Linked DNA regions of Mus musculus: region 1 is linked to region 2. Evidence: chromatin loops called from intact Hi-C (ENCODE). Cell type or tissue: heart. All regions are shown on one strand. Each heading gives the region's core, and the rest is flanking DNA. Links, peaks and the distances in the headings are about the cores only. Region 1 has its middle 40 kb from the start of Uchl5. Region 2 holds the start of Rgs2 (regulator of G-protein signaling 2).

Region 1 (16,185 bases), core at 594-8,593, 190 kb before region 2:
CTCATTGGGGTGAGGTGGAATCTCAAAGTAGTTTGCGTTTGCATTTCCCTGATGGCTAAAAATGTTGAATACTTTTAAAAATACCTATTAGTCATTTTCATTTCTTTTAAAAAACGCAGTTTGGTTCATTGACCCATTTGTAAATTAATTTTTAAGAATTATTTTAAAGTATCAGATAGTGGTATTATTCATTGATTCAGAGCTAATAGGAAAGTTTGACAATTATGAATGTGGGGCACTTCATGGCTATTTTTGCTTGTGAATAAAGGCCTTGTTTTGTCCTACAGGTTTTTGGTAGCTCATGGGTAGAGAAAATGAAGAGCTGAACAACAACCCAGAAATAGATACGTGTTAGTTAGAAGGACATGGTTTTGGAAGGAGTCTTAAAGGAGCTCAGTGAATCTTGCCTTTTTAAAAATCTCATTGAGCCACTGGGTAGAGAAAGGCACTTGACATTCTGTTTACTGTAGTCAGTTCTAAGGGATGTGCTTCTACAGTAAACAGCAAACTTTCCAACAGCTGCAGCCCTGCCTCCTCTCACCTCAGGTTTAGTTCCCAAGATAGCTGGCTGCCCTTTGTGTGGCAGAGAGCAGCAGCCGGACTGTCCCACTGGAGTAGGCGCATGCTTGGTTGCTGGATCATCGGGCACATTGCTCGTCCTTTAGGGGTGTAATACATAATAAATTACGACGTTGTGTTCAGACTAGTACCTTCAGTCTAAACTGCCTATAACATTCCAAAATCCATTTAGACCTTCCCCCCTTTTGGAGGACTTTTTTTCTTTGTTTGAAATGGTGAGGAGGGGGATAAAGGTTTTTCTCCCCCTTAAAAGAAATATTAGAGAAAACTTAAGCAAAAATAGAATTTATTACATACAGTTTACCAGTAGAGATAACTACAAGAATATTTTAGTGTATTTAGTAATTATTTTTTCCTGTATAAATATCCATGCTTTTATGCTAGTTTTGTATATTCTCTCTGTATTGTATTATAGAATTATATAATACATAATACTTTTGAAGTTGATAATACACAGTTTCTCGTTTTTATATCTTTAATAACTTGTAGGTCTCAAGCCATGCTAGCTGTTACAGAGAGAATGAAGAATATTAATGAGAGTTTTGAAGCTACCATCCTTTCCTTGTAAAGCTATTGAGAGGTTTGGAGGAGTGGGCTCAAGTATATGTTTCCAGAATTGACTCCCAGCAAAGCACTGTGGCCTCATGGGATATATCCCTTCAACAACAGTGATAGTATCTGTCATTGGAGGTATTGGAGTCAGACCATGCTGTTGTTGTATTCTAAGAACAAGGACTCTGCTGATAGACAACTGGAATCTTAAAAAGGAAAGTGACCTCTGTATCTACACACACCCCCTGAGAGCAGCTGGGTAACGGGGCAGCTTCTGGTTTATGGTTGCCATGTACTTCTGCTCTTTCCTGATTGTATTCTCAACTGTTATTTGTTCAGCCTGTTAGAAATCATCCTTGTAGTCATAGCTGTTGGAGATACATGGAGGTAAACAAGATAAGATCATTGCTATTGTTGTAGGATAACTAAGTGTGAGATGGCATATATGTGTCAAATAATTGAAAGAAATGTATTTGAAGAGACAGCAGTGCAGAATACTGTGAGTGGAGCGTTTATAGATGGCCACACAGAGGCCCTTGAAGTGGTCTTTTAAGCAGAAGCATAAATGAAGAGATTTTCTTCTCTCCGGTACTCAAGCAGCACTGTGGAAATGGATTGTATAGGCACAGCCTGTATACCTATACATAGCCAGTTTGTTATAATTCACAGTTGTATTATGTAATAGTGTTTGATAGTTAAAAGGTGTATGAAGGTTGATCTGGCTGTTAGTATCAAAATCAGTTAAATAAGCAGAAAAGGGTGGGATCTCTACACAATGTGCCTTTTATAATCTATACGATAGTTCTCAAGCTATCCCTTCCCATTTGTGAGATAGTCCTGTGGACCCCAGGGTGGCCTTGAACTGACTTGGTAGCCAAGGTTGACTTAGAACTCTTGAACTTACCGCTTCTACCTCCCAAGGATGAGATTAGGGACATGCTCCACCATGCCTGTCTTTGGCCCTTTGTTGTAACAATAATATTAAAATAGTGGGCATAAGTAGTAGAAGGAAATCTGAGGCAGGTGTGGTTTTTTAAAAATAATTTGAACTCTTGTCATTATTAGAGGCAGAAGTGAAACTCTGAAAAAAAAATGAAATTACTAGAAAAAAATCTGACAGAATTACTTGAGAATAGAGAGAAAAACTTCCCAAGAAATAAAACAGAAATACTTAAAAATATAAAAGTAATTCTGTCCAGTAGCAAATGTCATAAAACCTAAGAGCTTTGTCAGTAGAACATTGCCACATGTTTAATATATATGAAAAATATTGATGTGAAATATAGAAGACCCACAGCAAATAAAGAGAGGGAAGAAAGTTTTTAAAAACTTGGCAAGTGATAAGAGCAAGCAGTTTGCAAGGCAATTCAAATGGTTATTACTATGCACAGCATATCCCACTTGTCATAGAGAAAATAGAAGCATTTGAAGAAGTGCACTTCCTACCTTCTCCTGCCTGCCTTCTCTCCTTTTCCTACTTCACTGTTCCTCCCTTGTGACACTCTCGTGTACCTTCTGCACATACACCAATCACTCCTGTGTTAGAAGAGTTTGTTACTCTGTAGCCCAAGCTGGGCCTATGTGAGATGGAAGTACTCAGATAAGAGAAGAACTCTCTGGGTCTGTTAGGTGCTTTCTAGGGGCCTTAATGGATGACCTTGACCAAGTTACTAAGGAATGTCGAGTATAAGTGGCAACCATGTGAGCTCTGGGATCCAGTAGCTCCCTGAAGGCTGGTAATTGTAATGATTAGAAGGTAATAAGCTATCCAGGATGGGCTTCCTAGGTAGTGTCTCCTAGTAAGGTTACCAAGGACTGAGAACTGACCTTTCAGCTTTTGATTTGAAAATGCTAAGGACTTTAGATAGTTAATCAAATTCAATAAAACTCACAAGACATTACTGTATACCTGAAAAATGCAATTTATTAGTTTACAATTATAACTGCCAGCAGGTCAAACATTCCTGTCAGCTTGTCAATATGCCCTTTCCCTGGGAGATAAACTTACCAATGAAACCAGATTAAGAGTGGAAGGCTAGGTGAGTCTAGCCCAAAGGAAATGATTTGGCTTTTACAAATGCTGCCTGTGATGATAGCTCATCCCAAGCTTTGTTGTAATGGACACTAACCAGTGCTCCCCACCCCTGCTCTCCTATACGTGCCTTCATCCAAGTCTCACTGTGTCCTTCATTTACACATCCTAGAAGTGTTTAAACTTCCATAATTTCTACTTTCATGACTGACATTTTCCTGCTTTTCTATGCCAGCACGTTTCTCAAGTGATGTAATTAAAAACTATATGCAGTTTTAAAAACTACTTTATTCTGGTATTTTGGGTCATCTCCCTTGTTGAGGTACTTTTTTCTTTTTCTATTTTTCTTTTAAACTATCCCTAGATCAGAGTACTAGTTCCTGTAACCAATGCAACGTCTATGTGTAAGAAATTAGCCTTCTCAGGTGTAAATTGAGCTTATTGCATGGCTTTTCTGGAAGGATGTGAAGAAATGTCAGGTTATCAGTAACAGACAAATGAAATGATTCTACTCAAGACCAGCTTAGCAAGCCAGCAAGGTTTATTTTTGATTGGGAAGTTATAGGAGCCTTTGTGATTCAAAGATAGCCATGGCACTAAAAGGTTCACCACTCCCACAAACTCATGAAAACTGTGTTCTTGGAACTCCCTGAGCAACTCGCAGGCAGCTCTGCCAGTCAGTATACTCCCTTTGCAGCAATTTGTGTTGATTATATAACCTGTAGGGGGGGGGGCTTAGAAATATTTTTTACATTATTTATTTTTTGAGAGCTCATCAATGAGTACTGTATTTTCAATATTTCTACCACACTCTCCTCCCCCACCCCCCAATTCCTTCTGGGCTCTAACCTCCCACAGTGGGCTGGGTCCTTCACCATCAGTTAGCAATCAAACATGTTAACAGGCTCTTCAGATAAAGACGATCTATTTAAAGGTGCCCTATGCTTCTGTGCCTTGTTTCCTCATAGGTGAGTCTAAATGTAAGCATGGAGACTTAAAAAAACTTGGAAAAAAATTAGTTACTGGTTAGTTTTAATTGTCAACTTGATATAACCTAAAATCACCTTAGAAGAGATCATCAAATAAGGAATTATTTTAATCAGATTGGCTTATGGTTATATTTTTGGGAAATGGTTTTGATTGTTAATTGATAGAAGATCCAGCCCACTGTGGGTGGCACCATTCCCTAGGCTAGACCATGAGTTAGTGAGCAAGCAGGCAGGATTGGTCTGTCTGTCTGTCTGTCTGTCTGTCTGTCTCTCTCTCTTTCTCTCCTTCTCTCCTCTTCACTGTTGATATGGTATAATCAGATGTCTCAGTCTCTTGCCTTAATTTACCCAAAATGATTTGAGGTGATCTAGAATTGTAAGCCAAATAAGCTCTTTTTCCACTCAGTCACCTTTTTGCCAGGGTGTTTTATCACAGTAACAGATATGAAACTAGGACAATCACCTTTTGCAAGAGATTATCTCTATATTTGGGAATCTCTATTTTCTCTCTTTCAATAACCACATATGCTTATAAATGTAATTATTGTCTTGGAGAAGTTATTTTTGTTGATTTTTAACTTTCAAAATGATACAAAGAGGTTGGGCATGTAGCTAGAGTTAGACTTTGTCTGGCATGCATAAGCTCCTAGCACCATCATAGATGCACAAAAGCATCGTTGGTATAAGCATTATGTTCCAAATGGTATACAGGAATTTCTATACAGAACCGTTCAACTTCATTTGTCTCCTTTTTTCCTGTTTGTTTCTCTACTTTTTTGATTCTTTGTTAATTTCCCATCATGCACCCTAATCCTGCCCCTTCATATATGCCTTCTGCCTTTGCAACCTCCCACTCCAAAGAAAACAAGCAAGCAAGCAAACAAACAAAACAAAAAACCCAAACATCTTGCCTGGGAGCTGTGGTATGTCACTGTGTATCACACAGTGTACCCATTTGCCTAAACAACTTTACTTACATATGTTCACTGTACTGAATCACGGTCTAGTTCAGGGTTTCTACTATACTCTCAATACTGGATGCTCACTGGGATACATCTCAAGTTATCCTGTTATTGTCTTGTGTCATGGAGATCCTGCAGCTTGGGATGTATAGTACCAGTTCCTTCCTGTGCTCTAGCAGTTCAGTTCATAGATGGGATAGATGTTGGGGGGAGTCAATGCAAAGCCCTGGATCTGGGCCCCGGGTGGTACAGCTTACCGGTTCTCCTGCACCTCTGCACCACCAGGGGGAGCTCTCCCAAGTACTGCAGCAAGTGAAGGGTGGGCCAGCTCTGCACAGCCCTTGGACATCGACACGGCTTCAGGCAGCAGGGGCTTCCACATGACCTTTGGTGATAACATGGGCCATGGACATTAACCCAGACCCCAGTTTCTGCATGGCCACGGAACCAGACATGGCTTTCAGTGGTAGTACAGGCTGGCTTATCACCATGGCCGCAGGTGATATAAGGCTACTTATATCAGACTGTTCCTCACCACCCTCATGTCTCCAGTGCGTCCTTTTCCTTTTTTCACAGAGCACAAACTCTTCATCTTCTCTTTCTCATCTCTCCATCATATAGTTGCTCATAGTGGTTCCTGCTGTGGGTAGGAAAAGGCAGGCTTCTTCCACCTGCCCACCGGACAGTTTTTTTTTTTTTTTCTCTTGAGAACAGGGTCTTACTCTTTGTAGCTCATACAGACCTGGGACTTGCTATTCAAACCCAGGCTGGCTTTGAATTCCCAGCAATTCTCCTGCCTCAGACTCCTAGTTGCTGGGATTACTATAGTCATGAGTCAGTATGCCAAGCTTTTACATCTAACCTTAACAGTGTCTTTCAAAATGTTCTCACTAAAAAATGAAAATCAAATTCCTTCTGGATACACCTTTAAATAAAGGTAGACAATTCTAAGGCCCATTGTTAGAATCAACAAGCATGTGAGAGTCAATAGATATTAAGATACAAGATGTCACAAGACCATCCTCACAGCAGAAAAGACATGAAGCTCTGCTGCCACAACTTCTACTCATTCATTTTTTCATTAATTTATTATTAATTAATTTATTAGCTACTCTGAGTGAAGACATTGTTTCCTCAACTGCTTTTGGAGCTTGTGTGTGAAACCTGTGGGATTGTAATACTCAGTAGAGTATAACTTCTCCAGAGGGACAGCATCAGCATAAGTAACTTTCCTATGCATGTGACAGACCAGTGTATAAGAGGCACTTAGCCTCATAAGCGCAAATAATGTTGCTGTAGTTTGAATAAATGTTTATAAGATTCAGTTCCACTCAGAGCACCATTTATAGTGATGCTTTGTGGCCACACTGTAAACATTACTATGAAGGATTTTTTTTTCGTCTTTTTTGAGTGTATGTTAACAGCTTATTTGATAAAGGAGGGGACGAGGGGAGAGATGACAGGGACATTTCCTACATTTCAATTTGAACTCAAGATAGGCATTAAGTAAAATTGTGTCTCCTAAGCTTTATTTACATTTGAAGCTAATGATGGGCGTCTCATCAACTTGAAAATTAAAGAAATGAGGATGAACTGTGAAGGGTGAATTGAAAAGATAGAACATAAATATAGAAAGGCGTATAGAGAATCACATGTCTCCCAGGCAGCTTGGACAGGACCATAACCCAGAATATAAGGCCTCTCTGTCTGTGTCAAGGAGGGCTGCCTCTTGTGGCATACTGAAAACAGTGAGAGTTCTTCCAAGGACCTACCCCAATCTAGTAAGGGACACTTGCCCAGACTGACAGCGTCGTGACACCCATTTAAGGTCATTTCTCAGCTATTGCTGATAGCTATAGTAGTGTTCCCTGGATCAGTTCATATTTAATATATTGTAATTACCAAGGACTTAGTTGCTGTCTGTATAGTGGTACAAACAACAGTGGCACAATCTATATGTTCATGCAGATTAGGCTTGAGAGACATTAAATACATAAATAGCAAACTGGCCTTGGGGAGATGGCTCAGTGAGTTAAGTGCTTGCTGTGTAGGCTTTAGGACCTCAGTTTGGATCTCCAGCACCGGCATAAAAGGTGCTATGTCAGAGACAAGTGGGTCCCCAGAGTGGATGCCCAGACAGTCTAACCCATTAATGGACTCCAAGGTCAATGAAAGACCCAGCCTCAAAAACTGAAGTAGAATATCGTAGAGCAAGAAGCCTAATGCCACCACACACATGTGCATATGAGCACAAAAAGTTTAATAAGAAGGCATTAGGTCTAATAAAGTGAAAAATTCAATGAAACCATAGAAGAGGAGATATGATCTGCCTAATGGAGAATCTGAGCTGTGAGCTGAGATCTGAAAGATATGTAGGTGTTGAGTAGAAGAAAACACAGGTTTACAGGGAAACACAGGACACCCATCATTAGCCTCGAATGTTAATAAAACTTAGGAGACACAATTTTACCTAATGCCTCTCTTGAGTTCAAATTGACAAAGCTTTGAGCAAACAGGATATCTGTGTCTGTACACCATCCTCAGAAATAATCATTTCTCCATAAAATCACCGGAGAAATTAAGTTTTATGACTAAAACAGTTTAAATAGAACAATAACTAGTTCTTGTCAGTTTGTTTTGATCAACATTGGCACAAGTAGGCTTGTACAAAATAATACAATATTTTTTTAAAGGAATTATTCTTTGACAGTCTTCATTTCTTTTACTTATGGATCTATTTTCTGTTTTAGGTCATATTTGATAAAACATATTTTAAAAGAAACTCTGCCAGTTTTATTAATATTTTATATCTCTAAATAGAGACATAGACACATATTGCTATAATTATTTTTCTTCTTTATAATCTTTTACTCACCTTTTAGTTATTTATTTGTTTATTTCCCCCTTTTAAATTGATTTTCATCAGTTCTATTTTTATATTTTCTAGTTTATTGATTTTTATCAATTAAAATCTTAAATATTTTAATTTTATAAAATTTAGTATTTATTAGTAGTATAATTACTAATGTATATATTTAAGAGTTAGGATTTCATATTAAGTATGGCTTTGGCCCCATCTTATGTGTTTTTGTATGTAGTATGTTCTCTGCTCTTTTTAGATGTTTTGATTATTTTTCTGATCAAGCTATTTAATATTTACCTTTTAATTCAGATTGTCTTAGCATTAGGCATCTGTATTTTATATTCATTTATTTTCCTTAGATCATTATAAGAAAAAACTTGAACTTGATCTTTATCCAATTTGGGTTTTGGGTTTGTTCAGAATTCCTTCCTTATCTACCTGGAATGTTGATATGGCATTGTGGGTTGATTGTTGATCTGAAGGCTAAGAATGCAGAACCAGAAGTTAGAAAGAACTAGTTGCTCCATCAACCCTGGAATGGTCTAGCTCTGAAAGTCTTATGGTATGAAAACACTAATTTGCTTTTGCTGCTGTTGTTAGTCACGGCTGCATGTGTGCTATAATGGTTCATGCTACCAATTAATAGACCCTATTAATAGACCAGTCTAAAGTCTATCACTATAACAATTTTTGTTTTTATTGAGATAAGGTCTCATTATGGAACTCTCTGTAGACCAGGCTGGCCTTGAACTCACAGAGATCTGCCTTACTCTACCTCCCAAATACTGGGATTAGAGGCATGTGACATCAAGCCCAGCTATAACAATCAACTTGTAAAGAAGAAAATGTTTATTTTATATCAGAGTTTTAGACATTTAGACATTTAGGTCTATGACTCTTTGGGCAGCATATCATGGTGGACTGTCTGGAGGAACCAAACTCCTCAGTGCATGATTAGACAACAAAGAGAAATAGGAAGGGGTTGGACCCCCTCTATCCCCTTGGAGAATATGACCCCAGTTATCTAAAATTCTCCCTTTAGATCCTACCTATCGATAACGTCACTCTGGGCAATAAGCCTAGAACACACAGATCTTTTGAGGAACATCTAATCTAATCTAGCAATTCTTTTATAACCAAAATTTGTTTAGATTTATTTTTATTTTTAAATTTTGTGTCTGTGTATAGGTACATGCATGTGAGTACCTGTGCCTCTATAGGCCAGAGATGATGGGTTTCCCTGGAGCTGGAGTTACAGTTGGCTGTGAATTACCATGTGGATGCTGGGAACCAAATTAAGGTCCTCTGTTGAGCAGTATTTGCTCTTACTTGCAGAGCTAGTTCTATTTTTATGATTAAAATAATTCTTTGACTGAAATAGCCATTCTGTGTTCATTTATTTCTCTTATTCTGCTAAAGGATTGGATATCTTACATTCCTATGTTTGGCCTTCAGGTGTGGTTTGTAACCAAGAAATCCATACATCAATTGGACAGAGTAGTGGAAAATCATTATTAATAATAAATAATAATAAATCATTATTATTGATTAACTAGAGAGATGGAGAGCCTTTGCCGTCAGGGACCAGGCTCTACAAGGACTCTACACCCATGTTCATTTTTACCCAACCCGCGTTTCAGTATTCTGTCTGCTTCCTTGGTTTTCTAAGATGGAAAGCCTATAATTTTCAAGGTGTGTTACAGGAGGATGGTGCATTCACATTAACAATGACATCAGTTTGTAGGGCTTTAGCTTTCCAAACATACTCTGCTTGTAAATAATGATTTTCCACTACTCTGTCCAATTAATGTATGGATTGCTTGGTTACAAAAAGATGGAGTAATGAAGAAACAGTTGGCCAATGTGTTGGGAAGGAAGCAGAGGGAAGCAAATACTGAAGTTAGTGGCTGACCTCATGGGATCCAGATCCATCCCAAAGGGCCACATCAGGACCTGGGCTGTTTCTGTGGGCGCAGAACCTCAGTATCAGACTCATACAGTAGAAGAAAACAAGTACTTCTCCTGTTGTTTGTTTGTTTTTGATGTTTGTTTGTTTGTTTTGTTTGTTTGTTTTATAGGCCATCTCTGTTTCAATGGGTGATCAGGGTTAGTAAGAGTTAAGGCTGGTTTTTGTTAAGACTGATGTATGATAAGAATCAAATCCTCCACATTTGTGATCTATTTACAGAGAACCAGAAAGCACCTGCCTTGGTCAAGGCTAACAGCCTCTCCTGTAGCTCCTCAAAGCTACTTTAAAACATGTTTTTGTATAAAGTCATACAACAGAATTGCAAAATGCGTAACATAACTACTTATATGTTACCATCTCCTTTCCCCATTTTCTCCTCCCCTCTTGGCTCCTCCCCACCTCAGTGACTGGTCCATTGATGTCTCCATCTGTTTCAGCTTGGTGACGTTCTTCTAACATAGTTGAAAGATGACAGAGTTGTTTTGTGACTCATGCATCTCAGCTTACCTGTCCTTCCCACGGTGTCCTTAGGACCATTCTGTTATCCTCTCACAATCTGCCCACACATAGGGTGAGACATTTTGAGAGTCATAGTAACCTATTTCCCATTGAGCCTGGAAGCACAACTTCCTATCAGTAAATACTCTGCTCCTAACTGTGCCCAGGAAGAATACAGATTCCTGAGCAAGTCAGTGAGCAAATGATGAATGAAATGCTTTGTTTCATTTGTCTTCTGTTTTCCCAAGCCCCATTCACACATCCATACTAAATGATCACCTGCATACAGCTCTCCCACACACAGAATTAGCAGAGCAAAATGTTTACTTCTGTTAGGGTAAGATAAGCGGACATTCTGCATCTTTAAAGGAAAATAGTATTGCTTCTTCTCAACTGATGTTCTGCTGTGTTCGTTAGTCTCCTCTGTTTCAGAGGTTTATTTAACTCACTCATCTGTTAGATAATTCCCAAGGTCTAGTTTCTCTCCTAAGTTCCTGTCTAACAACCTACTGAGCTTCTTCATCTTGATATTCTTCTGTAATCTCAAGTGTGTCATGGCCCAAAATATGTTCACGTCTCTCCTCCTGACGTACTTGTTCTCTTACTGGCAAGTAGTCACCCAAAATGAAATGTAGTCATCTTTGAGTAGTCCTTTACCTGCTCTTCCTCCACTCTGCGGCTGTCCTGTGGAGTGAGTTCACCTTTGAAATGACTCATCATCTCACCTTCTTTGCATTTCCATGGCCACCACCCTAAACTGGTAGAGCCATAGTAACACTGTAAGGTTGCCATCTCCCCTGTGCATTAATCAAATCAAATCTGTGCTGTATGCATTTGCTGAAAGTGATTTAAAAAAAAATGTTCTTTATGCTTCTATTTTACTGTTTCTTAAACTCAACATCAGTGGAAATAGTTTACCCGTAGTCCAACTAATAAAAGTTCTGATTTTTAATTCTCTTCCTGCACTTGCTCCCTGTGGTTTGTTTTATTCTATTTGACTTGCTTCCCTGGTCACAGAACTTTTCTTCATACACATTTGACATTTGGAACACTCTCTCTAACACACCAAATAAGCCACATGCTGTGCGCATGGCAACAGCATCTCTACCATTTGGATACAGCTCCCCTTTTGAGCTTTTTGCTGCCCCTCTTTTTCTTGTCTCACATTCCATTTGTATTGGATTAGCTCCCAGAGGAACTCTTCATTATTTTTCCTCTAAACTTGTCTCATGCTGAAGTCCTCTGAGAAGAACCCCATACCCCAATTCTTTCCACATTCCCTCAAATCTTTTTGTAAACTCTCATTATATCTCAGGAGCCATTTCAAATATTTTCTTTCTTATCTGCTTCCTGTCACCTCATCAGCAAGCAAACAAAGACACCTGGAGAGCTCCAGGTTTCCTCAGGTCTCATACAGTTCTTTAGCTCCCTCATGGCAGTTGGCATAGTTTGTATCCTATCTAGATTTACATATGACTTCTTTCAAAGCACAGGCCAGACTGCTAATTCATTGTGCTCTGCTGTGGTCAGATCTACACAATGCATTCCTCAGAGGCAGTGCTATTTATACAGAGTCAGTCTCCAGCCTTTTCCTATGTAGACTGTCTGCTGGAGAGAAAAAAAAGAAATGGATTTTTTTTTTTTTTTTTTGAGAGTGGTGCTATTTCAGTAGCAAACCAGTTACCGGTAAACAAAGTCTCCTGGTAATTAACAACATGGTACTTTTTTTGGTAATAGTCCTGTGCTTCATGGTTATATGATTTTTACCATTTTAAATATTGTAAGTCTCCAATTTTGAGGAAGAATAATTCATTTACTGAATAAGATTTTTGAATGCAGAAGTCAAAGAAAGGCAAACATGTGTCAGTTTCCCAAAGTTATGCAGATGAGAGTGTTCAACAGACATATCGTGCAGTCTTCAAAGGCTGTTTTGGATTTTATATTTTCTCAAGAAAGTGAATAATTTCCTATTGCTACTGCAGGGAATAAAATTCTGAATGCTTCACTTTTGAGTCATCAGAATAGATAGGCTACTTATCTGGGAATAACACACACACACACACACACACACACACACACCTTGAGTGATTGTGGGAACATGCTACTTTTTCACCTGTGTTTGGCATTGTTAGAGGTACAGCTTGAGCCAGCTCTTTTTGTTTTATGGAGGGGAATGAAAAGATTTCATTAGAAGAATCACCCAGAGAAAATACATTTTAAATCTACAGTGTAGATTATTTACTCTTTTGTCCCTCTTTCTTATGAAAGTATATGTGACTAGCGTTACAGTTCTTAATTAACACAGAAAGAAATTAAGCTTGGTTAAGTGGATTTAGTTGAGTCATACAGCTGCCAAGTGAGAAAATCAGAATTTTACCCAAGGCCGGTCTAGCTCTGACAGCATTTTTAGTACTTGTGTAAATATGTTTGGAGTCTTTTCTTTAGTAAAATAATCAGTGTAGTCAAGATTGTTGTGGGATATTATCTAGAGAGGACTGCTCAGAAATGGATTCCCGTGTAGTCCTGAGCCTTTCTCAGAATGAGCTTTTTAGCACACAAACCATGCCCTGGCTTGGCTTACTTCAGTTAATAGGAACAGTTAGCCTGCAGCAGAACTTCCGAAGCTAAAAGGCAAGGTCAGCACTGTTAGAGACTTTCCCTAACTATGGTGTTTGATATCCATAGCCTTTGTCTTAGTTTTGGCAGGTGGTGCTGTCTACTGGGTTTTACAGCATGCGTAGTACTTCCATCATGGAGGCAGTTGTGCTAAGGTCTTGAGGCCTACTAAGGTCTAGGGACCTGTTACAGAGATGTAGCTATTGAATGAGGTAAACTTTTTTAGTCATGAAAACACTACTATCAGTCTACTTAAAGGTAGATTTCCCCTTGTTTAAAAACCAACATTTGTCTATTTAAAACACTTTTAAAATTAGGGAACTATTAACAGCATTGTCCCAGCTTCTAAAGGCCATTTTATCATTTTCATTATTTCAAAAATTCAAAAAATGAAGGAAAACTTCAAAGGTTAACGGTGCTAGTTTCGAAGAGAGAAAACCCGAGTGCTTCATTTTACTCATTTTACTAAGGAATATGAATGACAAAAGCAGGATTTACTTGCCCCAGAAGAGGCGGCACCTTTGATTCAATTACTCCACTTATGATGCTCAACTGATTTGTTACAATTGTGGTCTTCACAGGCAAATTAATTACACTTGTAATAGCTTGCTTTCCATTCCTTCAATTACCATCTAAAGAATTCTTAAGGAAGAATTGGTGCCACAATTTATAAAAAAGGGGAAACACTAAAGGAAGTCTAATCTAGTTCTTCTCTCTTATGTAAGGAAGAATTCTTTTCCTTGAGTGTTCAGAGTGAGTTTGACCAGACAAGATTGTGAATATGTGCTGGAGCTCAGCGTCTCAGGAAATGGCAAGTGAGTGTTTTGGTGTTACAGGAAGCATGGTCTCCTTATTCTTGGTGTAATAGGACTTTCTGTCAGTGTTCAAGAATTTTCTGGACAGGAAGATGGAGTAGAAGCTCAGCTGATGGTGCCTGAGACCTTCCACATTTCTTTTTTCTTTGATCACCTCCTTTCTTCATCCCAACTCTCACGTAGAAGTGCTGACATCTAGGACATAGGGTTCTGGTACTGCCAGAGCAAGGAGAGAAATAGCCTGGATGGCACAGGGAAGCTGGACTTTGTTCTTTGCTAATGAGTGGCCTCTCTTACCACACACAGTGGGATAACTTCTTTTTGCCAGTGGACTACGTGCTGTTGAGTTCATTTTGTGCAACAAAGATTGGCAAGCAAGGTTGCAATTTGTTTTCCGATTCATCTCACAGCAGATTCTTTTCTCACTTATAATTGTTGGGTTTCTTAAGGATTGGGAAGCAGTTTCTGGCTCTCTATATATGTTCTTTTAGTATTGTAAAAATCTTACTAGTAATAATTTGATAAAAGCAAAGGTAAATGAATAAAACCAAGGATTTATTATACAGTGTGTACGCAACCTTAGAATGTCTTAACTTTGAGTCAATGTCCTTACTTAAACATCATAATAAGAGCAGCTGACTCACTGTGTTGCTGTTGTAGGGATGAAATGAAGTATGTCATGTCAAGCAATTAGCGGAGTGCTGGAAACAGTGAGTGCTTAATAAAGGGCAGCTATCATTATGGTTGCTTTATATTATTACATTCTGATTCAGTAGGTTAGGCACGGAGGCCGAGAACTTGGGTCTTGCCAAGCAACTTCTGCCTGAGACTCTGTCCATGACTTTTCAATAGTAGTAGACTTTAAAAATTCATAGACACAATTATGATAGTGGATATCCTTGTATCCAGTGTTTAAGTGTACAGTGTACTGTCAGAGCTGTCCTGGCCCTGCTAACAGTTTGTGTTTTCTAGTTCCGTGCTGCATAATACAGTTGGAAAATGGCTTTGTGTAACAGGTTCATATTTAGTCTAAAGATGATGTTTGTTTGTTATCCCAATTTGATTTCAATTACATATGGACAAGTTCTTGCATGAATCTCTGACGTAAGGCCAGAAGCTAGGGCATTACTTCATGCCCAAATTGTTCTGTGGAAGATGGTAGACTCTGAAAAAAAAAAAAACAGAGAAAAAAATGTTCAGCAAAAAGTCTTGGGAAATATGGGAAACACTGGACATTCATCTTTCTCTTAGACTTTACAAAGTTAACTAATTGCTAAAGCGCCAAGAAGTCCCGACCAACCACAGTTTCTTAATTTGACTAAATCTAGATGTTAGCTCCTGAGGTTTCCCAATTTTATTGGACCATGAAACTACTATTTCCACCGGCTAGCATTCTTGAACCTAATGTTCTGATGAACATACCAAGAAATCTTGCCAAGCTGTAGGAGAACCAAGACTGTTTCTCTTTGTCTGTGTATTCTAAACTGAGTGCCAGAGCTGGTACACAGCAATGTTAAGAAGAAACAACTTCTTAACATTTAAAAAATTTCAAATATAGTCTGGGTAGTGGTGGTGCATGCCTTTAATCCCAGCACTTGCAAGGCAGAGGCAGCTTGGATCTCTGAATTCAAGCATGGTCTACAGAGTGAGTCCCAGGACAGCCAGAGCTCCACAGAAAAACCCTGTCTTGAAGAACATACAAACAAACAAACAAAAAAAAAAGAAACAAAAAATTCAAATATATAGAAAAAGAACAGAGAATTTATCAATAGTATCTATGAGGCTAATGTCTGTCATTTTTGTTTTCTAACTAAGATATAAGTTACATGGAGACAAAAACGTATCTGTGTAAGCCAGTGCTATATCCCATGCTTTACAAAGCCTTTCTGGACTTCTCTATCTACCAATGATTATGAGTATGAAGTCTTATAAATATATTCTACCTGTTTATTGTACATCTCCTTAATTTACGTGTCAACTATTGAGTGTTTGTAATAGCCTCTGACTATTGCCCTGTTTTTACCAATAAGAAAATGAAGGGTTATAAAGGCTAAGTGATCTAAGCAAGTTCAAATAAGCAACAGAACGAGAAGCCATTTGCTCTTGACCAAAGGCTATTCCGCTGCTTACTGTAGATTCTTAATAAAACTTACTGTATGAATGGAAGATTAAAGGGTGAAGGGCTTAAATGTCATTGGAAAGGACAGTTTATTAGATGTCTTTAATGCCCAAGTTTTCATTTATGGCCATGACTTTTTCTTACAAACAATAATCATGTGCTAATTTGTGACATCACTACAACAATTAGGA
Region 2 (16,185 bases), core at 4,978-12,977:
CCACATTCTCTGATGACCGTCCTCCTGACAGAAGCTCCCAGCCTCTGCCTTTTCTTACTCTCCAGATCCAAACAATGGAATACTACAATCAGACAGCACAAAAGTACCACACAAGTTTTTCCTACTACATTTTGGGTTATTTCACTGAAAGTTATTTGTTGTCCCACTGTGCTCACATGACAATAAAAACAACTTTTGCTATATTTATTTTATGGTGATTGTGTGAAATGACTATATTTTGAAAAATCTTTGGCATTAAAATACATTCACAATGAAGAATTATCAAAATGAATGGACTGTCTGTCCAGAGTGTTTGAACTGTGGGAAACTGGAACAGTAAGTTATACTTATTTGTGGAGGTATGTGGTTTCTAATCTGAAATCTGTTTCAGTTTGTTCCACACGAGAGGCCATGGAAAATACCATCTCAATAAAGCTTATGCTTTCAAAAGCACTGCAAGTTGAAACTTTTGATTTATTTATTATTTTTATTACTGGCTTTTTCTTTCTACCAAAGGTCAAATGGCATGGGGAATATGCCTAGTTAAAAATATTTATTGATTGATTGTCAAATGAAAAAGTTCTGAAAATATCTACAACCATTCCCATTCGAGACTGGAATTTTCAAATCTTGTACTTAAAAAAAAAAAAAAAAGCTAGGTATTGTGAAATATGCCTGCAGTCCCGTATACTTCAGAGCCTGGAGACAGGGGAATCACTCAAGTGTAGTAATTTAGGACTAGCTTGGGAATTATAATCTGATCTCTTCCTTAAACAAACAAAAAATAAACAAACAAAAATCCACCCAACAACAAACAAAAAAATCCCTAGTAAAATTTGTCTTTATCTTTCTGTGCATTGACAGATACTTCCTATCTCACTAATTCCGTACAGTTTCTTCCAACATCCATCCGTCCGTCCGTCCATTCATCTATTTATCCATCCATCTTGCTCAAGCTGTATAACAGATGCTGGAATCTGCAGAGAGGGGAGAGAGAGAGAGAGAGAGAGAGAGAGAGAGAGAGAGAGAGAGAGAGAGAGAGAGAGAGGCACAGGATCTTCACTTGTGCTTTTCATAATCTAACTGAAAAAGTTAAAATTATCAAACAATTATGAAAAATGAGAAATACCTTTATTAAGTATTAAATTACAGAACCCATTGCTGTGACAACATCTAAAACGAGATGTGGTCTAGGTAGGAGATCAGAGTCCACTTCCCTGGGGAAGTGGCAATTGCATTGATAGGTGTGTGGTGAGCAAGAGCTAAAATTACACTGCGGAGAGGAACCATTAGACAGAAAGATTCCCTGGGGCTGAGGGACATAGCATCTTCAAGCAAATGGAAGGCGGCCAGCAATGCTGGTGCAGGGGATTGTGTACCAGGTTGGAACGTAAGAGGAAGTCAGCCCTGTGGGGTTATGCTATATTAGGAATGCTGCTTTCATCTTAATGTTCAGGAGAGCCGTCAGCGGTTGGTAAGTGACAGGAGGCAAGATCAGGTTTGTGTGTTGAAAGCATCACTAGCGTTAAGAAGGAACTATATAAGGTGTAGGAGGTAGCAGAGAGTGGTGGGTTAACTGCAGGCATGGTGGCATCTTCTATCAGACTGGGGACTGAGGAAAAGCTGCACAGAGTGTGAGGTAAATGGAACTTAATGGCAAAGGAGATTTGTTAGGCAAAGCCTTTATGAATTAAGCGCTATAGAGACCTGGCATATTTGTCATATTTCCATCACAGTATCACTGTTTCAATGAATTCAGAACTCACTTATGCCAACGGTATTTATTTTATTCTGTACCTGTTATATGTCATTCTGGCTTCTGGTGATACAGAAATGAGCCAGGTTGTCCCTCCTGTACTTGTGCTTGTTCCAGACATCTGGTTAAAGGTGTGAATTAGGGTAGTCATAAAGACTATTTCTTTTGGCAAATAGATAAAAAGTTACCCATTTAGTATGTTCCAATTCTCAAGTCCCCATTATTGTGTATATTAGGGAGATGGGTAGAGAGGTATCCAGGGAGGGCCCAGGGACACAAAGCGATGGGATGTCATTGAGTTAAGGTCTTCCAATTTCAAGCTGAGGGTGCCCCCCATCTCCTCCCATTTACTAAAACTTCCAGATATAGAAAATTTGCTTCAGAAAGGGAATTCCTCCAAATTAGCCAGAATGAAGGCTTTTCTCAGCTAGAACATATTCCTGCATTTAGTGCAAGCAAAGCACTTGCTTTCTTCTTCAGTGTTACCCAGAGTAGCACAGATTATTAGCCAAATGAAGGCAGGAGGTGCAGGAAACTTGGGGTTTTCGTATTGCCCCATCACAGAAGAAAGAACTGACCAGGTTCTTGCCCATGCCAGGTGTCTGGAACCAAGCATACGCCAGGCAGGCCCACATTTACACGAACCTTTTCCTTTTCTTAGGCTGTTTGGCCCTGTAACTTTACTTACTAATATTTAGCTGGTCCTTAACACACAGGTCAATGCTCTTTTTTTCTTTTTCTTTTATTAAATAACACATTTGACTTTCACAATGAGTGGTTCTAGGAATGTGGTCTGATGTTTTTAAGACTACATAATGTCTATAGGTTTAAGGAGAACATCTTCCTCGAAGCAAGCATTTCCCACTTCTCAGCTGTTGATTTCTCAGTGGGCAGGTACAACAATTGATCCACACTGATACCTCTTTGCTAGAAAGTTCTTTTCTCTGATAGCTGACATATTTCCAGTTACTGAAATCAAACAACAGAACCACATCGGGACTTCCAAATGTTCAATGACATTATTTAGCAAAATAAATTTATTAAAAGTATTCAAAAACCACTTCAAAGTTTAGCTGCCCGCAAGACAGTTTTTGGCACTCGTAACAGACGCTGGTTCTACAGCACGGCACAGCATTCGGTCCATCACACACACCATTTAACAACTCAAACATACTTCTCAGTTTCAGTGATACGTGACACACTAGTACTAATGATCTGTAGTCCTAAGAACGTCAACACCCTTGCACACAGTAAACATTGTAATGTTACTTAGTACTAAAATATTAAAACTAGAACTAACACCACTATGTGGTAACATGGACTAGTTTAGGGAAGGTGTACAGCCAACTAGCTAAGGCCACATAATCCCAGACCTATTGATTTTAAATGCTCCAACAACATTGCATCGGATCTTTCATCTCAAACTCTGCTTTCCCGACAAGGAGGAAGAACACATTCAGAGGCCTGTTCCCTCCCTCTGTTCTTCACACAGTGAGGGAAGCCGTTCTCACACAGAGCCTCTCCTAGGTTGCTGACTTCCTGATTCACTACCCAACATTGAATCAATAGTTCTGAGCGATGTTTTCCTAACACTCAGGCTGAATTCAAGGTCAGTTTTTTTTTTTTTTCTGGCAGGTCACAGCCTTTGCTCTTGGGAGACAGAATGGAATGTCCTTTGTGTGTGGGGGGACTCCTGGTCTCATGTAGCATGGGGCTCCGTGGTGATCTGTGGCTTTTTACATAAGTCCTGGTAGAATTCGGACTCCAAGAACCGAGGATAAGAATTGTTCTCCATCAAACTGTACACCCTCTTCTGAGCTGTGGTGAAGCAGCCACTTGTAGCCTCTTGGATATTTTGGGCAATCAGAGATTTCGTTTGGAAGTCTATGTTTATCTGAAAGAACAAAACAAAAGTCCATTTATTGGCTAGTCAACACTGCAGATTGATGCTTAATAATAAAACATAAAGGTGTAACTTGTGATCAGTTATAACTGTCAACTTTGGAGAAACTTAAATGTTAGGACAGCTGGGATGAGAGGCGCACAGGGCTCTTCTCACTTGTGCTTGAATGTGGTGTATTCAAGTCTCAGGTTTCAACAGTGTTGAAGGTGATCTGAGGCGCCTGTCTTCTTACCTCTTTGGGAGCTTCCTTCTCTATGAAGTCGGTATAGATTTTCCTTGCTTTTGAGGACAGTTTTTGGGGTGATTTGGTTTTTTTGAAGTCTTCACAAGCCAACCAGAATTCAATGTTTTCTTCACAGAACTCGGACTTTAAAAACGCCCTGAATGCAGCCAGCCCATCTGGAAGCACAGGAAAAGCAGCATGAATGGAACGACCGAATTATACACAGTTCTTCTGCACAAAATGATCAGTTTCCTAGACTTCATTCAAGCCTGTCATTCTCTAGGTCTGGCTCTTTAAGCACTAAGATGCCAGTAGGCAAAAATGCTTAAGTTTGTAGTCTGCAACAAAAGTATACTTAACTTCACTGGCACTGCAAGACCAGTGTTTATAGGCCATAAGTTCACTAGGAACTAGGGCTTTTGAAAATATTCTATGCAATGGAAAAGCTGACTCAACCACAGCCTGAGTAACTGGCATTTTAATTTTTAGGCTAACTTTTCTTCCCCACCTGAGGTGAATACCTCTTGCTTCCCCATGATTAAACCCAGTGATATAAGGGAAAGAAAAAGAGGCTTTGAACTGTCAGTGGTGGTAATGTCTAATGCACTTCTTGCAATCATTTCTAGGCTTTTAAAGATACTGGTGAGAGATCACATTCAAGAGGTGAACTTACATTTACTGGCCAGCAGTTCATCAAATGCTTCTGCCCAGAGCTGCGCTTCCTCAGGAGAAGGCCTGCAAGAGAAGTTCCGCAAATGAGCTCCCCAACACACATCAGTTCCCCTTCCCCTTTTGCTTGGCTTGGTTAGATATTCATCTCTGTAACTACAGGATCCGAAACTTACTTGATAAAAGTTTGCTGTTTGCTTTTCTTGCCAGTTTTGGGCTTCCCAGGAGCAGAGGAATTCTGCAAGAAGTAGCTCAAACGGGTCTTCCAATCCTTTAAGCTGGAAAAAAAAAGAGAGAAAAAAAAAATACTTCAAGTGGCAATTCTTGAACGGTCAAACTATCATCAGCTGCAGTAGCTACAAACAAAGCAGATGAGTCTCTCCCTCTTAGCTTTTAAACCCAGCACCTCAGAACACAGTTTTATCCATTCATCCGACTATAATGAGCTTTACAAGCAGGATAGGACTACATAACAGCCAGGGTATTTTAAATTTTCACCAGTTATTTCTGACCTAATAAACAGGTAGTGGATTTTCTGCATGGTTAAACTACAGCTTGCTGTCATTTTTCAATTGAGAACAGCAGTCTTGACCCAGCTGATGTTTCTTCCCTTTCTGCACTGGGGGTAGGAGGGTCTGCACTATGCCAGAGACAATGCATAGGTGTGTGTGTGTGTGTGTGTGTGTGTGTGTGTGTGTGTGTGTGTGTGTGATGGATTCCCTAGCTCCCCTCTGCGACCGCCCACAGTGCTTCTCCGCAGCAGATACTGCAGAGCAAATTACTCATTCCATAGTCGTGACTGGGTGAGCCCTACTTTATGATTTAAAAATGGATCTCATACATTGCGAATCAACTCAAACATCTCCACCCAGCAGCTATGCAAGCAGCTCAGAACTAACAATGCAACGTCCAGACGCCGGTGGACGTTATTCAGCTACAGGATTCTGATGCCACATTAAATGCAGAACAAAAAGCCAACCAGCCCTTCTCAGATCATCTACCGCCACCTTCTTCAACCATTTCCTATAGTTCCTAAACTCTCGGAGCTCACATAGAAAAAAAGCAAATACCACCATATCTAGCAAGCTAACCCCCCACCCCCCAAGCCCCCACACTTTCTCTGCAGAGGTGCAGACTAGAGAGCATTCAAAGCCGAGATCGAGGGAAGGTAGGTCCCTAGCAGCAAAGCCAGGCTGGGTATGAAGAGCTCTTCGGGAGACAGGGCATACTCACAGTGTCCGCTTCATTTTCTCCCGCTTCTCCTCGACCTTGGGGCCGTTGCCTGCACTCTTGTCCATGGGTACGCAGTCGTGCTGGACAGCCAGGAACATGGCACTTTGCATTCTCAGACTCCCGCGGCCACCGCAGCTGTTTGAGGCCGGGAGCGCGCCGCGGGCTTTTAAGGCGGGCGGCGGCATAGGGGCGGGACCTGGAGGCGTCAGCCACGCCCCAAGAGAGCGCGGATTGGCTCGCTGCAGACGGCACGAGGGCGGAGTCGCCCCGGCCTGTGGCAGTCACGGCAGCCCCCGAAGGGCCTGGAAGCGAGGGCGCTGTTGACGTAGGCGCCGCATCCTCGTGCGCACACAGGGTGGGAGGTGGCGGGCGGGGACACAGAGAGATTTGGTAGGCACTTCGGGCAGCCACGCGGTGAAGGGTCTCCGAGTTCTTGGCTTTTCCTTTACTGAAGACCGTACCTTTTACTCGTGTGCGTGTGTGTGTGTGTGTTCGCGCGCGCCCCACCTTTGTATCTATTGTTCATCCGGACACCCATAAACTGCAGCTGGGATGGGGAGAGCCCTGCTGGCTGCACTCAGCAACTCTACCTATTTTAGAGAAGGAAATCAAACAACTAGAAAAACCTGAAATATGGACTGTTGAGTAAGGTGCTGTAGCTCGCTCAGGCACCTTGGAATTCCTAAAGGGAATTCCACGCTACTCAGGGAGGAAGCGGGAGAAAGTTTCTATTAAAACCTGGTGTTTTAACCAGTTCTGCAGTTTTGATCTTTAAATGCATGGCTGCAGCAGGCTGTGGCTTTGCAGGGTCGTTCCCCAGGAGACCCGAGGGGCATCTCCTGCGGGGCACAGCAAAGATCAGAGAGATAGGTGAGAAATACAAAGGGAAACCCAGGATCTCGCAGTTCTGCTGCACACGGATCATGTGTAGTTTCAGAGCGTAAGGAATCAGGATTTCCTCATGAGTCATTCACGGTTGAACAGATTTAGGAATTACTAGATGTTCAACTGCTTAAGTTAAGGTGGCGGTGCAGTGGGGGCTAGAGCTAGATGTGAGAGCCGGTTGGTGTAAAGAATTTGTTTGGGTAAGCTTCATTTGTGAGAACCCCTGTCTCTGCTCCTGCAGGGTTTAATAAGCCCTGATTTGTAAGAACTAATACATGACTTCAACTACAAACTGATTCAGCTTCCTATGTTACCAGAATGATGCGGCGGAATACCTAAGTGGTTTTCCCATAAAGTCTGAACAGACTAACAAAAAGGTACGGCTTAGGCTCTAGTTATTCTGATTCATACTAGATCTACTAAAAGGAAAATGAAGACCCATTCTCAAACTGGGAACCAAGCAACACATTGTGACAAGCTGAGGGTAGTTTGAGTCAGAGATCAAAGTCTGCAGTCGCTAATGAAGAAGATTGGTATAGCCTTATTATAGAAGGAATATCATTTCGATTTTAGCAACAAATACTTGATAGCATGCTTATGAATCTGTAAGATGAAATTTTTAATAAGCCGAAAAGATCTGCACTGTTTCTACATTTGCTTTAATTTCTGACGATTTAATACATATTTATTAAGCTTGTGTTAATAAAATAGTGTTGCTCGTTAAAATATCTGTAATGTGCAGGCATAGTTGACTTTTTTTTAACAATACAAAACAGGACTTTTTTTTTCTTACAACCCTGGGTATTAAAATCATCAATATAGGTCAGGTGACCCTTGACACTTGTGGCTGTTAGCAGGTGTAATCAGAGCCAGTAGTTGCTAAGTCTCTGTTAGGGCAGTCACTTTCCTCCTGCCTGAGCCCTAATTTCTCATGACTAAGAGCAGCAATGTGATTTTTTCTTCTCCTTTTTTTTTTTTTTTTTTTTTGCCAGTCTCAAAAGATACTATGCAAATCTTGCATTTAAGACCCTTTGTAATGGCAACAAAGTGCATTATTTTGCACATACAAACAGAGCAATGTCAAGCTAGCTTTTCAGCATAAAAAATCTGTAAGAAGTAACTCAAAATTAATTAGGTTCTAAATGTGTAAATTCTATCAACTAGCAAGATAATGCAGTTTGTGTGTGTGTGTGTCAAGCTTATGACAAATTGATGTTTATATAATAAATGAGTAAGGACAAGAAACAAAATAGTTCATATTTAGCACCTTCAAGATCTTTAAACCTGAAAAGCTCTGCTCTTTTTATACATTAACAAAGTGAATTTACATGTGCCCTACTAACTAGTTGAAAGGTAGACCACCCTAGATGATTTTTGTATTTAATCCACTTTAATACTTTTTTTTTCTCTACAAGCCTTTTCAGACTGACAATTGGAAGTAAGTCACAAAATTATTTTTTCTCCCTGGAAATCGTGGATAAATTTACAACCACTGGTAATTTTGGGAGTTTAGGCAGTATCTACTACAGACAGACACCTTTTTTCTTGAGAAGACACCACATGGCACTGGGAGGGAATATAGTGGCAGAATGCTTGTTGAGCACGAAGGGGCCCTGGATTCTATCTCCACCAAAAATACCCCCCCCCCCCCAGGTCTTTTTCAAAACCGGCTTTCATATTTAAAGTAATAGCTTCATGTCTGGCAACTTCCCTTTAGAGTTTGTTGTTGTTACAGTTGGCTTTTAGGTAAATAGGATTGCTAAATACTAAGATGACACACAGTTTCCATTTTGTGGTGGCGGAAGCAGCAATGCAGTGGGTTGAAAAAAGACTGGCCGGCAAAGCCACAGCCTGAGATCTGCTGATAAACAAAGCGTAGGTTTCCATTTTGAAGCTGCCATGCCCTCTGCTGGAGCTGCCTGAGCGCATGCCGCTGGATTCTCCCACAGCGCAGACTTTTTTTCCTTTTCCAAACAATACCACACAGATAACACGAAGGATACAATGTCTCACTTGCCAAACACCTATCTTCTTCATTAATTCATTGTTATGAATATTTATATACTAACTCATGCTCTAGTAATTTAAAGCCAATATATGCTTAAAAATTCACGGAAATATTCTGTGTATAACTAAGTGCTTAAAACAAAACAAAACAAAACAAAACAAAACACAACTTGGCAATATGTTTAGATATTAATTTGAAAGAACTCCAAAACTGTGGCTCACCTTTGTGAAATGTTCTTTTCAAATCAAGAAAACATGGGATAGGTAATTGAAAAAAAAATGTTAATAATGTTCATATAGTCAGAAATGTGACACAGGTTCTCCCCCGCACCCCCCCCCCCATTTTATTTTGTCTAACTTTTTTTGTGAAATATTTTATCAGAATGAACACATGCTTTCACAAGACTCTTTTCGTCACCCTTTTCCTCTAACATGATCTCAGATTTTAAAGTTATTATTAATTTCTTAAACGGTAACTTCTGTGCCCAGAAGCTAAGAGAGAAAATTAGTGTTTTTGTCGGGATTGTATTGCTTTAATGCTTGACCTGTGTTTCAGAGGACTTAGTCACTCAACCAGTGTGTGTCGGTGGTTTCACTTAGCCGTGGCCCTGCTTCCTCTATGCTTTGAGGTGCGTATTCCAAATGCAGGCAGGCAAGGCATTGCGAAATTTAATCACCTTCTTTACCAAAACACTGAGAATAATAGGAACCTAAGGATGTTTTTTATTTCTGAATGAAAAATGCTAACATAAACCAAATACTGCATATAGTTGTGTTCAGTAGTTGTTAAGACTGTGAGTTAAAGACTGTGCCTTTGCTGTCTAAAGCAGGGAGCTGTTGCTTGCTGTGAGTTGAAAACTGATGGGAGAATGTGGTTAGACATACTGCCTTGTACAGTAAGTTGCATAAGTGACCTGAAGACTGCAAAGTATAGAAGCAGAGACTGATTTCGCCACATGTCTTCTGACTGGAATTTTAATTTTTTGCCAGAGAAACTGGAGTGTTAGTTGGAATGGGTTTACTATTGTTCTCAAATTGGTCATGTTTGGTTAATGAAAAGTTAGATTTCGAAGGCTTATAAGCTGCCGGTCACTGGGGATGTAGCTTCCTTCACATTTCTTTTTTCACGTATGAAAGGACCATTGCAATACGAGATGTGATGCACTAGTCCCCACCCCACCCCCACAGTGTACTGAAAACTTTTAAGTAGGGAGAAATGATCTGTTTTATGTATTCTTTAGGCCTTTGATTCATAGACTACTTTATAATACTAGATAACCTTGTATATATTCTCTTCCTTCACTTTCTTTTCTTTTCTTTTTTTTTCATTTTTTTCTTTTCCTCTGCCTCCTCCTCTTTTTCTCCATCCTTTCCCTTTCTCTGTCCTCTCTTCTGTTCCTTCCAATGGACTTCTGCCCTTCCTTTCTTTCACTGTCTTCCTTCTCATCCCTTTCCTCCCTCTCTCTCCCCTCCCCTTTCTTTCTCTCTCCCTCTTTTCTCTCTCTCCCTCCCTTCCCCTTCCCTTTGTTCTCCTTACTCTGTTCCATAGGCTGCTCTTCCAACTCTTGATTTTATTGCCTCACTCACCCAAGTACTATGATCACGCACACACACACACACACACACACACACACACACACACACACACATCTTAGAGTCCCAATAGAAATAACTGGATAATAGAGGATGCTTTTGCAGAGAGGTGAATTCAAGTTGACACAGTTGTGCTGTAAATATCCAACTCTAAACTCGGAGCTAATGGCACAAGAGTTCGGCAAACTTCCCAGCTTGTAAAAGTGAGATACTTCTGTCTTTCTTTTCATAAAATATGTTTGTTTAACAGAGCAGGTTGGTTGAATTTCTTGTCCATAATTGGGACACTTGCTTTTTATTCTTACTGTTGCTGTTTCACTAAATTTCACTGTTAAGTGTAATTACTGGGGTGGCCTGTTCCCCTTTCAGGTGGAAAGAATGGGCTGCCAGTTTAAAGAGCATCAGCTAAGTTCCACCTTGGTGTGCTGAAGGCCAGGTGTGTCAGGGACTGAAGTCTTCTTTCTTCATTCCACAGTGCTGAAAAGTGATGGATAGAATCTGCATCTAAGCTGACTCTGCCCCTCAGTGTCCTGCCATCTCAGCTTGACTTATCAACCTTTTTTGGGTGATTGGTTATCTGTTTCCGTTCTGGGTTTCCTGGTGGTCCTTTTAACTTCTTTCAAATACCGTATTGGATACATCAGTGATTATTAATGATGTAAGATTATGTTTTTAAAAGACTTTTACAAAATAAATAATAAAGAGAGAAACAAAGTTAGGTTCATATCAAGACTGAGAAAGCAAGGTAAAGAAATAGCTCTTTGGCTTCCTGTTCCCATGCATTCATACCTTCTCCCATTATCAACATACCTCACCCAGATGACAGATATGATGAGCCTGTATTGACACATCATTATCATCCAGAGTTGTTGGTGGATATTAGGGTTCATTCCGGTTGGTGTACATTCTGTAGGCTTAGCCACAAGTTCAGTGACCAGTATCAACCATTGTAGTATCATGCAGAGTACTTTCACTACCATAATTACCTCTCTGTTCGAATTTATCTCTCCCTCTCTGATACCTTTGGCACCTGATTTCTTTTTAAACCATTTTCATAGCTTTGCCTCTATTAGAATGCCTTCTTAATTAGAGTTTGGCATTTGGAGTATATAGAGCTTTTGGATTTGGTTACGTTTCTTTCATGGCCTTTCCCCCTTGGGGTTTGATAGCTATTTTAATATCATGTAGTTAATAGTCCCTTACTTGAGGTTTCCATAGTGTATTTCTCTATTCACCCACTAAAGGATATTTAGGTTGCTTCCAGGTTTTGGCAAACAGGAGTAAAGCAGATTTAAGTTTTGTATGGGCATGTTTTCAAACTCCTTGAAAATACCAAGGGTTGAGTTGCTTAATTACAAGAACATGTTTAGTATTGTAAGAAAACATCACCTTGTCTCTAAAAGTTGCTTTACCTATCATGTTCCAATTCCAAATGTCAATTCCTGTTACTCTGCATCTCTGGCAGCATTTGATGCTCTCAGTACCATGCATTTGGACATTTCTAAAGGTGTACACCGATATTGTCATGGTTTTAATTCACAGTCCTCTAAAAGCATATGATGCAAACTTTCTTTTTGTCTGTATATTTGGCATTTGCTTGTTTTCTTTGGTAAGGTGTCAAGGGTTTTGGCTAATTTTAAATCAGACTATTTTCCTACAGTTGTGTTTTAAGTTTTCTATATTTTTAAGTAATGGCCCTTTGTAAAATAAATGCATTTGCTTTTTTTTTTTTCCTCTAAGCCTGTGGGATTTCTCTTTTTATTCTCCATTTTTTTTTGTTTTTGTTTCTTTTTTGTCTTTTGAGGAGCTGAACATTTTAATTTTAGATAAGTCCATCTTAGTATTTCCTCATTTTGCCAAAAGTTAGTTTTCATCTGTAATGAAATGAGCTTTTTCTAGGGTGTAGAGGGTACTTGGTAAAATTAATATATTCTCTCTCATCTCCTTCTCCCATTCCTTTTCCTTCTCCCTTTGCCTCTGTCTCCAACCCTCCTTTTCTGTCTTTCTGACTTTCTGTCTGTCTGTTTGCCTGCCTTGTTGTTTTCTTCATGAACCACAGTCTTTCTGTCTTTCTGTTTGTCTATATGTCTGTCTATCTGCTTGCCTGCATGCTGTCTTCTTCATGAACCACAGATGGATTTATCTGTCATGTTTAGAAACGCCTGTCTGCCTGTCTGCTTGCCTGTACATCTTTGTCTTTAAGATAGGATCTCACTGTGTTCTGGCAAGCCTATAAACTTTCTGTGCACAACATGGTGGTCTTAATCTTCTGTCAGTCTGTGTGCTTGAGTTACCCAAATGCTGGGTGTTTATTATCACACATGGCATCATTTCTTTTTATCAGTGCAGTTTAGCAAGGACTTGACATCTCTGCCTGTCCTTTCCCTGTACTCTGTCACACTGGACTGAAGCTTTATCATTTGGGGTCTTCCAGTGCATCAACCCTTTTGTCTCCTTCGGTGACTAATTTATAGTGTATATTTTATTTCATTTCTTTAAGAGTTTTACGAGAAATTTTAAAGCAAGCCAGATGAAGACACACTAGCAACCTTGTCAATCTTCATCTAGATAAGCTGTATTTAACTGAGCAACATTAGTTGTTTTCACAAAACAAAAGATGAATCTTTGGATTCTTCTTTTTTTTTTTTTTTCTAGAGTGGCCATTTTCTGACACATTCATTTAATTCAATTTCAAGCTTTCATTAACCATGTTGTCTTCTTCATGAGCCACAGATGGATTTATCTCGCATGTTTAGCAAATGCCTACATTCATAAGGAAGAAAGGGCTCATTCCGGCTCACTGTTTCAGGATCCAGTCCATTACAGCGGGAAAGCAAGATGGAAGGAGGAGTTGGAAGCATCTAGCTACAAGAAGCAGAGGGCAATGAATGAATAAGTGTGCTCAGCTCCCCTTATCCATTTTATACAGTCTAGGGTCCCTGCAAAGGGAATGGTTCCACCCACGGTTGAGACCACTCTTCTAACATTGGTTAATCTAGCTAAGATCATCCCTTATAGGCATTCCTGGAGGCCCACCCCTCAGGTGATTATAGATCTGTCAAATTACCAACACAAAACATGACAGTTTCCTATGAGCTTGACCTGACTTTATCATTTAGAGTTTATTCCATATGCACTTTTTTTATTATTAAACTTTTTTCTAGATTAAAAAGTTTTCTCACTTATCTCCTTTTAAACATCAAATAAGAACAGTTTTATGCTTAACCAGAAATAAAACTTTCTACCTTTGAAGATGGGAATTTTCATGTGAAGCATCTTTTTGAAGTTGTTCTTCCTTCTTCTGACGGATTTTGAAAGCCATTTTGCTTGTACATTCTTGATATTGGATTGCTTTGATTTATCTTCTAAAGATGAGTGTTTCTTGTAATGTCAGGCTCAACTTGTTCTGAATGTTTAGATTTCTCCTTATTAAGTCTACTGCAAAACTGCTTCAAGTTGGCTTAGAGATAGAAATCTCCCACTCCTTATCAACGACCTCCAGTTTTTTTTTTTTCTTTTTAATAATCATCAGCTTGATTTAAATTGAAATCGATTCAAGTTCTTCAAATTCTTTTGCAGATTGAACAGTTTATAAATTTTATGATTTTCTCTTTTGGAAAGACAGTATTTTCAGGGTGGTCTTTCACAGCCCAGGCAATTGCTAAATCCCTAGTACCCGGTGTCTAAGTTTCCTTTACTTGCAAAAGATGGGTTTTAAAATATTCAAATATTAAGCATGACTGTAAACAAAACCATCTCCTACAAGAGTCCATGGATATCTGTGCAAACTTTAAGGTTCTCTGATGGGACTGCCATTTGACTGGCCCAGAATCTCTAGAATTGTGGTATGCAGAGCCTCCCAGCTATGAGGAGATCCCATTAAGTCTTCTAGACTACTACTTTAGGTTTTCAGGACAGTGATGGCTACACAGTCCATCAGAGAATACCAGTGAGCTTCTATTTCCTGGAACCAAACTAATAATGCCATGTAACTATGGTAGCACCTGCCCCATGCACACAAGGGAGTAAATTATTGGCTATTGTTTCCTTTTTCTGTAAGACAAGCATTTACTCCTCTTGCCCTGTTTCTCATTTTCTCCACAGAAACACAGAATAATTTCTATTTTCAGAGCTTTTTTATTTCTAGCTAGCTTTGATGTAACCTAAGCAAGACTGGGGAAAAACTGGAAAAGGCTTAGGAACCTTAAAGAATATTTCAAGTTACTTTTCCAATTTTATGTTTCAAAACAAAAAGATGAAATAAGTAGAGTTTAAAATTTATTTCACATGGCCAGAGAATTCTGTTATGTGACCAATGGTTTACTAGAGTCCTTCTAGGTGCTTCTGTTCAGAATGATTGTCCCTCGGTGTATTAGCTATTGAGGTCAGTTGTTGTCAAAAAAGCTGATCTGTAGACCACTGGATCACAAATGGCCTAGTTCAATTAGCAACTTGAGTACATGAACAATGAGAATATATGTTAGTTGGGGGACCATTATGTTTTGGTTGGGGTAGGCTCACTAAAGAATCTTAGATATGCTGAAGATTGGCCAATTTGAACTTGGCAAGGCTGGCTGGCTCTGCAGGTTTTAGCTGCGCTTTCTCATGTGTATGTGTGTCAGCCCATACATGTTTGTACAACTCCATGCCTGCTCCATGTGACTTCCATCCTTGTCTTATAACCCAGGTAATAGATGCCTTTCCATATTAGTACTAGAAGCAGAAGGCAGCCAGTGGAAAGCAGTTACATAATTTGAATTTCACAAAGTTTACTAGACCATGAGATGTCAACATGTTATCCTTACCTTTTTATTAAGTCATATTCTTCTACAGGGGGACAGAGACAGGCTAACAGGTGACAAAGTTTCCCATTTCATTTATTTGTGTGACTCCATTCATCATCCATTGGGAAGAATAGTTGGAGTGTTTGACATGACAGAGATGAAAGCCTAGCGAACTTCAGCTCAGAGACGCCCGTATGTCAGTAATGTCAATGTTTATGGGACAAAGAAATGCATACTGCAAAAGAGGATGGGAAATTGCTACAATCTACTGATCATGGAAGCAGAAACTCTATGGTACACACTATAGAGAGATGAGGTGGTCAAGATGCTGATAAAGCAAGGCCTTGTTCAGAGTAGCTGAGGAATCCCAGGAGATTCCCTCATACGCTTAAATCTCATTTTCTTTTCTAATGAGGATAAGATGTGTGAATAGCTTGCACAAATTAAACCTAGTGGGGCAAGACTCAGATCTTTTGTCTAATAGTGTGTGTGTGTGTGTGTGTGTGTGTGTGTGTGTGTGTGAGAGAGAGAGAGAGAGAGAGAGAGAGAGAGAGAGAGAGAGAGAGAGTTCTGCAGTTAGTATTCTAGGAAGAATAAGTCAATATTGGTTTTAAGGAAGAAGCGATAATGCACCAGATCATTTTTCCTACTAGATTACCCAGAGATGAGATGATGTCTTTAATTTTTGTTCTGAAATACCAACCATGACTCAGAATTTCAGTCATGATAATGATTATAGTTATCTTCTTTTTTTCTGTTTCTAAGGTGACTAGGTGCTGGGTTTCTGCTACTTGGAGAATACCATTGTCCTTTCTTGGCATGGGTTGTCTGTGATAAAACTTGGCAAACATCTGGAGGAACCATTTTGTGCTTTGCAACAACTGATAAAGAGGAACTTAGAGGGTCTTTCTTTTACAGTTTAAATATTCAATGTTTATTTTCACCTTATGGAACATAAAAAGACATCTTTGGGACACTAGAATTTGGAAGTCTGATTTTTTTGTGTGCATGTGTGTGTTCAGGTTTGAACTCAGGACTATGCTCATCTAAGTGTGTGATCTGCTGATGAGCTACTTGTCCAGACTTTAAATTGCTGTCTGGTTTGAAGAAGAAGGACAACTCTGGTTCATTA

What was found. Peaks named below come from ENCODE experiments on the same cell type or tissue, not always from the same donor. Only the 100,000 strongest peaks of a DNase experiment are listed, where the experiment ranks them.
Region 1: it touches region 2 in a loop (5-fold over the local background); 38 of 42 quality-filtered maps call a loop at or near these places.

Annotation. Positions count from the first base shown.
Region 1 is chr1:143,808,714-143,824,898 of GRCm38, forward strand. No RefSeq gene overlaps it. Among named protein-coding and RNA genes, the nearest start is that of Uchl5, 40 kb to the left of the region's middle. In heart, for the core only: a CTCF peak has its summit at 5,395 (motif pointing right); a DNase peak (open chromatin) is centred at 5,428.
Region 2 is chr1:143,998,225-144,014,409 of GRCm38, forward strand. It overlaps Rgs2 (regulator of G-protein signaling 2), which reads right to left and starts at 5,925. Exons shown (of 5, transcript NM_009061.4): 1 at 5,785-5,925; 2 at 4,728-4,829; 3 at 4,556-4,617; 4 at 3,892-4,058; 5 at 1,114-3,650. The coding sequence starts at 5,894. The coding sequence ends at 3,456. It overlaps Gm41964 (a long non-coding RNA gene), which reads left to right. Exons shown (of 4, transcript XR_878589.2): 4 at 1-447. In heart, for the core only: CTCF peaks have their summits at 6,361 and 8,583 (motif pointing left); DNase peaks (open chromatin) are centred at 6,017 and 8,517; H3K4me3 peaks cover 2,425 bases; H3K27ac peaks cover 2,523 bases.